4 separate regions of the Homo sapiens genome follow, and all the other regions are linked to region 1. The links are chromatin contacts, found by Hi-C or POLR2A ChIA-PET in ENCODE. All regions are on one chromosome and are shown on one strand. The core of a region is the stretch at or near the end of the contact, and the rest is flanking DNA. Distances in the headings are between cores, read along the strand shown. Region 1 holds the start of TEN1 (TEN1 subunit of CST complex). Region 2 overlaps UBE2O (ubiquitin conjugating enzyme E2 O). Region 3 overlaps RHBDF2 (rhomboid 5 homolog 2). Region 4 holds the start of UBE2O (ubiquitin conjugating enzyme E2 O).

What was found. Hi-C counts contacts between places; a loop is a spot of excess contacts on that map. ChIA-PET counts read pairs that join two places held with the same protein, here RNA polymerase II (POLR2A). Pooled maps may share reads with other maps.
Region 2: a pooled map shows a loop between it and region 1 (2.8-fold over the local background). The contact joins the enhancer-like site here to the promoter of TEN1 in region 1. A Hi-C loop is called at or near these places in 2 of 50 pooled maps. POLR2A ChIA-PET finds 5 or more read pairs at or near these places in 3 of 52 experiments (GM12878, OCI-LY7 and T-cell).
Region 3: a map with no recorded cell type shows a loop between it and region 1 (5-fold over the local background). The contact joins the enhancer-like site here to the promoter of TEN1 in region 1. A Hi-C loop is called at or near these places in 1 of 37 single-sample maps with no recorded cell type and 4 of 50 pooled maps. POLR2A ChIA-PET finds 5 or more read pairs at or near these places in 2 of 52 experiments (GM12878 and activated B cell).
Region 4: a loop to region 1 is called in a map of naive thymus-derived CD4-positive, alpha-beta T cell, with 14 times the contacts of the local background. The contact joins the promoter of UBE2O here to the promoter of TEN1 in region 1. A Hi-C loop is called at or near these places in 2 of 168 maps with a recorded cell type or tissue (both naive thymus-derived CD4-positive, alpha-beta T cell) and 9 of 50 pooled maps. POLR2A ChIA-PET finds 5 or more read pairs at or near these places in 2 of 52 experiments (activated T-cell and naive thymus-derived CD4-positive, alpha-beta T cell).

The regions. Positions count from the first base shown.
Region 1 is chr17:75,977,899-75,980,598 of GRCh38, forward strand. It overlaps TEN1 (TEN1 subunit of CST complex), which reads left to right and starts at 1,342. Exons shown (of 4, transcript NM_001113324.3): 1 at 1,342-1,613. ACOX1 (acyl-CoA oxidase 1) reads right to left here and starts at 1,268. Exons shown (of 14, transcript NM_004035.7): 1 at 1,067-1,268; 2 at 636-795. The coding sequence starts at 1,175. It overlaps TEN1-CDK3 (TEN1-CDK3 readthrough (NMD candidate)), which reads left to right and starts at 1,319. Exons shown (of 10, transcript NR_037709.1): 1 at 1,319-1,613. RefSeq lists enhancers at 442-1,025, 931-1,160, 1,026-1,609, 1,731-1,830 and a silencer at 1,241-1,310.
Region 2 is chr17:76,426,618-76,429,317 of GRCh38, forward strand. All of the region lies in intron 1 of UBE2O (ubiquitin conjugating enzyme E2 O), which reads right to left. Among named protein-coding and RNA genes, the nearest start is that of UBE2O, 25 kb to the right of the region's middle. Within about 2 kb of position 1,279, at least 7 of the 41 ENCODE cell types and tissues checked have a DNase peak (open chromatin) inside an H3K27ac peak, as active enhancers do; they include GM12878 and OCI-LY7, where a contact is called at or near this core.
Region 3 is chr17:76,479,858-76,482,557 of GRCh38, forward strand. It overlaps RHBDF2 (rhomboid 5 homolog 2), which reads right to left. Exons shown (of 19, transcript NM_001005498.4): 3 at 1,518-1,688. The coding sequence starts at 1,667. Among named protein-coding and RNA genes, the nearest start is that of AANAT, 14 kb to the left of the region's middle. RefSeq lists silencers at 916-985, 1,806-1,905, 1,966-2,015. Within about 2 kb of position 1,439, at least 14 of the 41 ENCODE cell types and tissues checked have a DNase peak (open chromatin) inside an H3K27ac peak, as active enhancers do; they include GM12878, where a contact is called at or near this core.
Region 4 is chr17:76,451,708-76,454,407 of GRCh38, forward strand. UBE2O (ubiquitin conjugating enzyme E2 O) reads right to left here and starts at 1,445. Exons shown (of 18, transcript NM_022066.4): 1 at 1,018-1,445. The coding sequence starts at 1,434. It also overlaps a transcript of AANAT not described here. RefSeq lists silencers at 797-996, 1,117-1,656, 1,451-1,619.

The sequences.
Region 1 (2,700 bases), core at 92-2,591:
CTGCATTTAAATCAGTCAAATTTGAGTTGCTTGGGCAGAACAATGCTTTTACAACATCCTTGAAACTGTACTCTTGAGAACAAAAACTCCTGCATTTCCATTTATTATCAGCATTCTACAAACACGTCATCCCACGAAAAGGCTTGGATACAAAAGTGATCACATTATTTTTCACACATATAACTTTATTTATTTATTTATTTATTTATTTTTTGAGATGGAGTCTCGCACTCTTGCCCAGGCTGGAGTGCAGTGGCGCGATCTCGGCTCACTGCAAGCTCCGCCTCCCTAGTTCACGCTATTCTCCTGCCTCAGCCTCCCGAGTAGCTGGAACTACAGGCGCCCGCCACCACGCCCGGCTAATTTTTGTATTTTCAGTAGAGATGGGGTTTCACCGTGTTAGCCAGAATGGTCTCGATCTCCTGACTTGGTGATCCGCCCGCCTCGGCCTCCCAAAGTGCTGGGATTACAGGCGTGAGCCACCGCGCCCGGCCACACATATAACTTTATAAAGTTGCATGAAAATATGCCAGTTTGCATCTTCAAACACCAAGCACGGTGATGAAAGGCCACCATAGACCGCAGCTGTAAAGTTTAGGCTTAACAACACTTGCTCTGTTCTAAGGCATACCTACTTTTTAAACCACATAATTTCATCAGGGTCAGCGATGCCAAACTCCCTCATCTTCTTCACCATGATGGCACTTTTCCTGACAGCCACCTCATAACGCTGGCTGCGAGTGAGGAAGTTCAAGTCCTCATGCTGGAAGTCTGGGTCGTTCAGGATCATGTTCTCTGAAAGGGGGTTAAAGGGCATTAAAAGGCAGACAGACACTCGGGCCTCCGTTCCACCCTCCCTGAATCACAATAGGCTTCAGAGTCGCGGACACACCTGGGGAATGGCGATATCCCCCCACCAGGGACACAGGCTGTTCCTCGAAGTGGGGGTCCCGGCTCCCCTAACGCTGGGCCAGAGGGCCTAGGCCCCACAGCGCCCCTGACTCCGCATCGAGGGAGTCTCCAGCTTTTCTCGGGAAAGGAGGGAGGTCTCGCCCGCCGCCCTCACCGATCTCTCGGCGGCGCCGGGTTTTCTCGGGGCTGCCGTCCAGGATGTGTGTAAGCAGCTCCGGGTTGAAGCTGGCGGAATCCCGCTCCCTGCGCAGGTCCGGGTTCATGGCGACGACCAGCTGGCAGCGAAGTAAGCACCGACCGAGGTGGCAGTGACAATCTAAATCCGCAGCTCCAGCGCCGGCCGGACCCTAGGAGGCAGCCTCAGGACGGCGCAAGTCCCCGCCTCCGCTCGCCCGGCCCGCCCCGGCCCGCCCCTTCTTTCTCCGTGGCCCTTTGGCGCGTGAGTGACAGCGGCCCAGACAGAGGGGGCGATGTCCGCGTCGTGGCTGGGGCCGGTCGCGGGGCAGACTAATCCCCTGCTCCTGGCCAGGGGAGGCTCCCGAGCGGATCCTCGGGAAAGGGGCTCCGAAGGTCAAGAAACTGCCCTGCTGGGCGTCCGGGGAGTGGGAAAATAAAGCACTTTTTGTATCCCGCCCCTCCCCCGTCACGTGACCACGCGAGGCGGAAAGAAGAAATCCGAGGACCGGCGACGCCTAGAACAGGTTGGCTGGGGCCTTGGGAAGGGGGCGGGACAACGAGGCTGAGGAGGGATTGCGCCTGCACTTGCCCCCCTCTTACCCCGCGGCCTCTGTCACGCTTCCGGGTCCGTGCCCCTAGGCCTCTCCGAAATGAGAGTGGTCGGGAGACTCTGGAGTCTGGGGCGGGAGATGGGGCTTTGCGGAATTGCTAGGGAGGGTCACTTGGGCTTTTGCCAAATCCACCCGGATTGGAGAAGAATGGGACGGGAACCAGTCTCTTTGGGGAGAGGCTCCAGTTACCTTTTGTTAAGATAATGGCGTCTTTACTGGCAGAGGCGTGGGTTCCGGGGCCCTGGGTGTGGGATTGTGAGCGCTGTTCAAGGGGTGGACGGGGACTTAGAATGAGACCAAGCGGGCGGTGCTGCTCTAAGCCTTCTGTCTGGGAAACCAGACATTTTCCCCCGCAACCTGGCAGTTACTAGAGGTCTTGGAATCCAGACTTCTTTGCTTTCGCCATCACCGTCATCAAAGTGGGAAATGCACACTTACTGTTAAAACCTAGTGTAGGGCCGGGCGCGGTGGCTCACGCCTGGAATCCCAGCACTTTGGGAGGACGAGGCGGGCGTATCACTTGAGCCCAGGAGTTCAAGACCAGCCTGGGCAACATGGCAAAACCCCATCCCTACAAAAAATACCAAAAAATTAGCTGGGTGTAGTGGCATGCGCCTGTAGTCCCAGCTACTCTGAAGGCTGAGATGGGATGGTGGCTTGAGCCCCGGAGGTGGAGGTTGCGGTGAGCCAAGATTGTGACATTGCACTCCATCCTGGGCAACATAGTGAGACCCTGTCTCTACAGAAAAAAAACAAAAAACAAAAACAGTTCTGCCCAGTGGGATTGTAGACAAGGGAGATTCAGGGATTTGTTGAATCATCTCTAGTCATTTTTTTTTTTTTTCTTGAGACGGAGTCTCGCTCTGTCGCCCAGGCTGCAGTGTGGTGGTATGATCTCAGCTCATTGCAACCTCCACCCCCTGGGTTCAAGCGATTCTCCTATCTCAGCCTCCCGAGTAGCTGGGATTATAGGGGCTCGCCACCACACCCAGCTAATTGT
Region 2 (2,700 bases), core at 29-2,528, 450 kb after region 1:
TGTCTACTTGACTCAGAAAGTTTGAAGTCAATCAATATCCCTCCTACACTTCCCAAACAGTTCAAAGAACTTAAGAGTGTGTTCATTCAAATCACCCCCTCACTGATTTCCATTTTTTGTTGGGACTTTGGTTTTTAATCCTCTCCAAATTAGTGACGATCACTTTCAGAAGCGAATGCTTATTCAGATTTACCTGCACTTCCCAACGCCTCTGGATACCATTACTGTCCGCATTTCTCCTTTCTCCTTACTTCCTTCTTCCCGAAGTACAGCGAAGGTCTCTTAGTAAATACAACTTTTTTTTTTTTCTGTGAAAATGTCCTTATTTGTTCCCATTATTGAACGATAATTTAAGCTGGTTGCTGAAAACTAAGCCAACAACTGATTTTCCTTAGCACACTGAAGATTTTACTTCCTTATGGCCTCTACTGTTGCTACTTGGCATTTCCTGAGTTTCACTGTTGAACCTGGGGAGTAATCTGCCTTTCTTCTCAAGCTGCCTTTAGGATGCTATTTTTCCCACTGGGCCCTCATACCACCATCCATGTTTGTAATGTCTCTTCCTCACAAGCATCTCTTTTATCTCTGCAGAATTCTAACTAACTTCTGCAGATCTGTTTTCCAGTTCCCATAGTTCTCTCTTGAGAATTTATGCTATTTGCTGTTTAACATTTCCACTGGGGTTTTAACTCAATGTTTTCACTCTAGAGGCTTTATTTGATTCTTTAAAAAATAATCCCTTTTAAGATGTATTCTGTCTTATTCTTTCCTTTGACATCTATTTCTTCTTTTAGCCCTTCAATCACTTTAGACATTTCTATTATAATCTCTTCTATTATTTGAATTCTCATGTTGAGAATCTTGTGTTTGTTGTGATCGCTGACTCATGTTCTAATTTCTACATGCTTGGTAATTTCCTAGAACAAGCTCATCATCTGTGGGCATCCTAGGATTCCAAAAGGCCTGTACTGTGCAAGGGTCACTCTAGAAAAGTTCTGCCTTTGTTCTGCAAGCAAGAAGCTTCAGGGGTATCGCCAGTCTGCTGGCTGGTCTGGTGCCAGCTCGGGCATTCCTGCAACATGTAGATGTTATAAACACAGACTTAGAACTTGGATGTTTTCCACTGTTCACAGAAGACTTCCTCCAACACAATCCAGAGTGTGGGGCAATGATCAGCTCCCTTGACATTTCTCTGATCCCATGGGGGAAATTTTCTTGCATCCCTTTTACCTGGGAATGGCTCTTTTGAGGGGATTTCTGTTTCAACTCCATGCTTCACGTGTTCATGCAAATCCAAACCTCTATTATTGTTAGGGTCGATTTCAGGGTCCAATGAACCCACCTTGCCCCTCCCCAGAGCTGCCTACTCTGCTCTGGCTTTATATTCCTGCTTTGCTTTCGGTTCTCTGTTTTTCTTTCTTATTCTGTTGTTATAGCTTATATAGCATTTTAAGTGATTGTAATGGGAGCGGTTCTAACTTTAGCTCAAGCTACCATGTCACTGAAACAGGAAATCCACCCCATTGTCTTCTGGCTTCCAATGAGGTTGAAAAATCCAATCCATCTTCATTCCCAGTCTTTTGTATGTGACCCGTTTTTGCTCTTCGGAAGCTTTATGCCCAGTGCTCTGGAATCACACAATGTGCCACAGGACATTTTCCATTTACCATTTTTGAAACTTATGACTGTCCATTCTGAAATAATTCTTGTTTCTCTGATACATTATGGTCCTTAATTTTCCCTTTCTCTCTTTATAGACTTCCTAGATGTCAGACGTTTTTAATCTGTTTCCTGGGAGCCTTCGTCAACTTCAAAGAAAAAGTAATGGTTTTAATTTCCGAGAACTCTTTCTTGTTCTGATTTTTATAGTAACTTTTTATTTCATGGATAAAATATTGGCTCTTCTTTCTGAGTATATTTGCCATGTGCTTTAAGGCTTTCTCCTACCTGAATCAGCTCTGATTCCTCGGAGATACATTTTTCTCTTTGCTTTCTCTGGCCTCTACCTTCCATACTGGAAGCTTTCTGAACATATCCAGTTATTCTTGGCATCCATTCCTATTTAAAAGTGAGGCAATAAGAGATCTTTGTGGTGATGGAAGAGTTGTGTATCTTGACTGCTGTTACATGTGGTTACATGAATCCACAGATGTGATAAAGGGTGTGAAACTGTATGCACATATTGTGTACCCATGTCAATTCCCTGATTTTCATATTGTCTGTGATTATATAAGACATGACCATCAAGGGAAACTGCATGAAGGGTAGAGGGGACCCCTCTACTATTTTTTTTTTTTTTTTTGAGATGGAGTCTTGCTCTGTCGCCCAGGCTGGAGTGCAGTGGCATGATCTTGGTTCACTGCAACCTCTGCCTCCTGGGTTCAAGCAATTCTCCTGCCTCAGCCTCCCGAGTAGCTGGGATTACGGGCGCATGCCACCATGCCCGGCTAATTTTTGTATTTTTAGTAGAGACGGGGTTTAACCATGTTGGCCAGGCTGGTCTCGAACTCCTGACCTCGTGATCTGCCCGCCTCGGCCTCCCAAAGTGCTGGGATTACAGGCATGAGCCACCGCGTCCAGCCAGCCCTCTACTATGTTTGCAACTTCCTATGCATCTATAATTATTTCAAAATAAAAAGTTGGGCTGGGGATGGTGGCTCATGCCTGTGATCCCAGCACTTTGTGAGGCTGAGGTGGGCA
Region 3 (2,700 bases), core at 189-2,688, 500 kb after region 1:
GGGGAGGAAGGAGGGAGGGCAGGCGGTGGTGTGTGCAGCCCAGGTCCTGGGCTGGCTTTTCTTTAGCCTCCTATTCTGAAAACCCTGAGAACAAACTTCAACCCTGATTTATGCCCCAATTTGCTTTCATTTGGAAATATATATATATAATGTGTGTGTGTGTGTGTGTGTGTGTGTGTGTGTGTTTGTATATGTATATATATATATATATATATTTTTTTTTTTTTTTTTTTTTTTTTTTTGGAGATGGAATCTCACTGTATTGTCCAGGCTGGAGTGCAGTGGTGTGGTCTCGACTCACTGACACCTCCGCCTCCCAGGTTCAAGCGATTCTTCTGCCTCAGCCTCCTGAGTAGCTGGGACTATAGGCATGTGCCACCACACCCGGCTAATTTTTGTATTTTTAGTAGAGACGGGGTTTCACCATGTTGGCCAGGCTGGTCTCGAACTCCTGCCTGACCTCAAGTGATCTGGCCGCCTCGGCCTCCCAAAGTGCTGGGATTACAGGCATGAGCTACCATGCCCGGCCTATATATATATTTTTTGGGACAGAGTCTTGCTCTGTTGCCCAGGTTGGAGGGCAGTGGCACCATCATAGCTCACTGGAGCCTCGACCTCCCAGGCTCAAGCAAGCCTTCTACCTCAGTGTCCTAAGTAGCTGGGATTACAGGCATGTGCCACCACACCCAGCTCTTTTTTAATTTTTTTTGCAGAGACAGAGTCTTGCTATGTTGTCTAGTCTGGTCTCGAACTCCTGGGCTCAAGTGATCTGGCTGCCTCAGCCTCCCAAAGTGATGAGATTACAGGCATGAGGCGACCTCGCCCAGCCTCATTCTGAATTTAAAATCGCCATTGTCTAACTTTTCTCCGTCAAGGCCAGCGTGTGTTTTCCTAACTCCTCATCCAGTCCCTCCCCTCTGCACCATGACGCTCCTGCCTGCTGCTGTGTCTTCTGCAGAGCTCTCGGGTGAACGGGGGGCGTTAACATCGCTTCCCTTTATACTCCAGACTGTGCAGGAAGCCCACGCTGCCACAAGCCGGTTTTCAATGAGCTCTTTATGGGGCACTAGACCAGACTGTCAGAAACACTGATCTGTTCTCGTCCTCCCAAAGGAAGCGGACACTGCCTAGGCGGGCTGCTGATGCCAGGGAGACACTGTCCCCTGCTCACCCATGTCAAAGAAAGCCCCCAGCCCTCAGAAGAGAGACTGAGAGTCCAGGCCTAGGGGGTGAAATGAGAACAGCCAGGGCCCCAGGGTTACCAGCAAGCACTTTCTTGGGGCTGGCCCTTCCTGTGTGCCCCTGACCACGATGAGAGTGAGCCCGGTTCCTGGCTTTACTCCCTGTGATATTTCGGGCCCAGGAAGGAGGGGGTAGGGCCCGAGTCAAGGGCTGCACAGACAGCAGCTGTGGCTCAGGAAGGAGCCCCTCTGGGAAGTGAAACTGACCAGAAAGTGTCACGTGGGTACATCTGTTACCTACGGCAGAACAGTGAGCCCCCAGGCCAGCCCCCTTACCTCAGGCAGCATGCTGTCCTGCTCGCCAGGGGCCTGGGTCTCTTTCTCGGGTGGCGGGATGGTGATGGAGAGGTTGGGTGGCTTCCGGCTCTGCAGGCGGCTGCTGGACACAGAGGACACGCTCCCGCCATTCTTGTCAGCAGAGGCCATTGTGGGCAGGAGGCGGGAGGGCTGGAATGGAGACCGGGAGAGCAGCGGTGGGCGGTGCGGGGTGGCGCAGTGTCAGGACCCTGACGCCAGGGCACGCAGCCCAGACCAAGAACCAACTTGCCTAAAGTTGGTTCAAACATCTCTGGGCGGCTGGGCGCGGTGGCTCACGCCTGTAATCCCAGCACTTTGGGAGGCCGAGGTGGGGGGATCACGAGGTCAGGAGATCGAGACCATCCTGGCCAACATGGTGAAACCCCGTCTCTACTAAAAATACAAAAAATTAGCTAGGCGTGGTGGCACGTGCCTGTAATCCCAGCTACTCGGGAGGCTGAGGCAGGATGGCTTGAACCCAGGAGGCAGCGGTTATAGTAAGCCGAGATCGCGCCACTGCACTCCAGCCTGGCGACAGAGCAAGACTCTGTCTGAAAACACACACACACACACACACACACACACACACACACACACACACACACACAAAACCAAAAACAAACCATCCCTGGGGACTAAACCCAGCCTGAACCAGGCTGAACCTCAGGCCCAGTGGTTGGAGTGAGGTCTATTTCTGACCATCATTTGCATCCCGGACCATATGGGTCTGGGAGGTCCTCAACTTACTACCTCATTCAATTTCTGATCTCTCCGCTTGAGGCAAGAACCAAACCCTGAAAAGAGCATGAAGATGCAGGCCAGGGACGGTGGCTCACACCTGTAATACCAGCACTTGGGGAGGCCGAGGTGGGCCGAGAGATGAGAAACCTACTGTGCTGGTCCCTGTCCCCCAAGGCCACCCAGTTTATTTTTCTTGTCTTTTTTCTGTAGAGGTGGGGGTCTCTCCATGTTAGCCAGGCTGGTCTGGAACTCCTGGGCTTAAGCCATCTGCCTGCCTTGGCCTCCCAAGTGCTGGGATTACAGGTGCAAGCTCACTGTGCCCAGCCCCAGTTCATTTTTCAAAGATAACTAAAACTGGCTGGGTGCGTGGCTCATGCCTGTAATCCCAGCACTTTGGGAGGCCGAGGTAGGTGGATCACCT
Region 4 (2,700 bases), core at 195-2,694, 470 kb after region 1:
TTCCTGCTTAGAAATGTTTTCTTGAAGGGGAGGGGAAGTAGGAGAGAAAGAAGGGGTGTGAGATACAGGGGGGTGTGTGTGTGTGTGTGTGTGTGTCAATTACTGATAGGAATTCACATTCTGGAAAACAAGCCACCAAACCAACCCGGGTTCAAGGTTTCGGGTTTATGATGACAAGCCTCTTTGTTTTGTAAAACTGCTATACTCACTAGCATCACCCCAAAAACCATACGGGAGTCAGATGTCTGCTTAACAGCTTCAGGTCAAGAAAAAACCTTCGGGTTTCCAAATTGGTGACTCCCCTCTACCCAGGGTTCTGGATTATTTTTTTCAAGGAGTCCATATGCACTTAGGAGTCATCAATCCCGGTCGCAGCTGTCAGAATCCTCCCCCCCAAGTACTATTCATACCGGGGCTCTGATTGCTAATGATTTTACTCACAAAGTTCCCTGCAGCAATTAAAAGGAGGCAGCAGGGTAAAACAAAAAGAGGCTGGGTGGCTTCACCATAATGCAGCCTGTAAGCTAGTGAACTTCTTGGGTTCGGCTGGGATTTTCACCTCTATCTTTGTTTTGGAATGCCCACAACCCCTCCCTGCACGGACCCGGCACGGCCTTCATTTCTGGATGCACAATGCAGTACCGAGCTCCTTGGGGGTCAGCAAAACGCCGCACTGGTGTAACGCCGAACGCGCCCCAGAACCTGAGTCCCCACGGGAGTCGGTCCACGTCTCTAAATCTCGAGGCCGACACCACAGCATAACATGTCTTAGAAGTCCCCTCAAGTCGGGAAGCCCAGGGCCCGCCCGGTCCCGGGCCAGCAGTGCCTGGCTGGCGTGTGCGCCCAGAGCTGCTGCAATGACTTTGCATGGAGTGTACCCTCCACTGGGGCTGTCCTCCCGCGTCGGCCACTGCAGTGGCACCGCTCCGGGCAGGGCCCTGCACGCCGTCCTTCCCTGGCCTCGGCCCGGCCGCCGACCCCCTGCCGCCCGCGCCGCCCAGCCCCCGCCCGCCGCACCTTGGTCTCCTTCACATGCTGCTTGACGCCCTCCGGGTACCACTGGACGCGCACGTAGCCGCGGCGCAGGGGGCTGGCCCGGCCCTCCTCGTGGCCCGCGCCCCCGGCCTCGGAGCACCCCGAGCTCCCGCGGCCCTCCTCCTCGCCCTCCGAGTCCGAGTCCTCGCCGTGGATGAGGCGCACCAGCCCGAAGTGCACGGAGCCACGGTAACGGCCCGACACCAGGTCGTGAGAAAACAGCAGGCGCTGCGAGCCGGCTTCTGGGCCGGAGTCCGAGGACGGCCCGGAGGCCGAGTCCGAGGCGGGCGCCGGCGCCGGGACGGGGGCTGCGGCTGGGGCCGGGACTGCCTCCGGGGCTGGAGCCGGGGCCTGGGCTGGAGCGGGAGCTGCGGGCGTGGGGGCTGCGGGATCCGCCATAACTGCTCTGCGCGAGTCTCGGGCGGCGGCGGCGACAGCGGCGGCGAACGAGGCGCGGGGAGGCGGGACCAGCGGGCGCCGGGGGCGGGGCCATAGCGCGCTGACGTGTCCCTGCGTGGCGCCGTCGTCAGGGAGCCGGGATGCAGTTGCTAGGAGCCACCGCCTCGTCGCTAGGGGACGCTGAAGATGCCGCGGGGGGCGGGGGCAGGATGGAATCCACTAAGAAGGGGCGAGACCAGTGAGGATTCAACTAAAGGGAGCGAGAAGGGGCGGGGACCCGGGAGGAGGAAGTGGAGTGGCCACCGAGGAAGAGGGGAGTGGTCGGGGTGGGGCACAGGATGGTGGAGAGACTGTCAACAACTTTTAATGAGCTCCCTTGGCGTCCTAGCCTAGCCCCCAGGCACTGGGAGCATTGCAGAAAGAGAAAGATACTGTCCCTGTCCTCTAGGTGTTTCCAGTCTAGTTGGGGAGACAAAACAAATACACATTAAATAGATAACAAACAACTCCAACTTGTAAGGCTATAATAGATACGTGTAGAGCATATGTATAATGCACTGTATTCAGGAATTCCAAGCAGTTCGAACGTCATGACCCCTCAGAAGTTGACCCAGAAGCTGGTGAAGGAGGCCCAGAGAAAGGTAACAAAAGGATCAGTGGTCCCAGTGGTTTGGCTACAAATCCATGCAGATAAATTCAAAGCTCCCTGAAGCCAAGAATGAATGGCAAGAGGTAGTATAGTAAGGTAGCTAAGAGTGGGGACCACGGATTCCAATTTTTGGCACTGCCACTTACTAATCTATAAAAATAGGCACACTGATTAACTTATTTTCATCTTAATTTGCTCATCTGTGAAATAGGGATGATAATAGCAATACTCATCTCATTGGGCAATTGGAGGATTAAGTGAAGTAGAACAGTGCCTGGCATTTAGCTCCTTCGATAAGCTTAACCATTGTTGTACTATTTCCAAACTCCCTGCCTAGACTAAATTCCAGACTGGCAGAACTGTTATGGTCTGCTCCATATTGTCATTTTAAAATATAAAAAGTAGGCCGGGCGCGGCAGCTCACACCTGTCATCCCAGTACTTTGGGAGGCTGAGGTGGGCGGATCACGAGGTCAAGAGATTGAGACCATCCTGGCCAACATGGCGAAACCCCATCTCTACTAAAAATACGGAAAAAAAAAAAAAATAGCTGGGCGTGGTGGCACATGGCTGTAGTCCCAGCTACTCAGGAGGCTGAGGCAGGCAAATCGCTTGAAC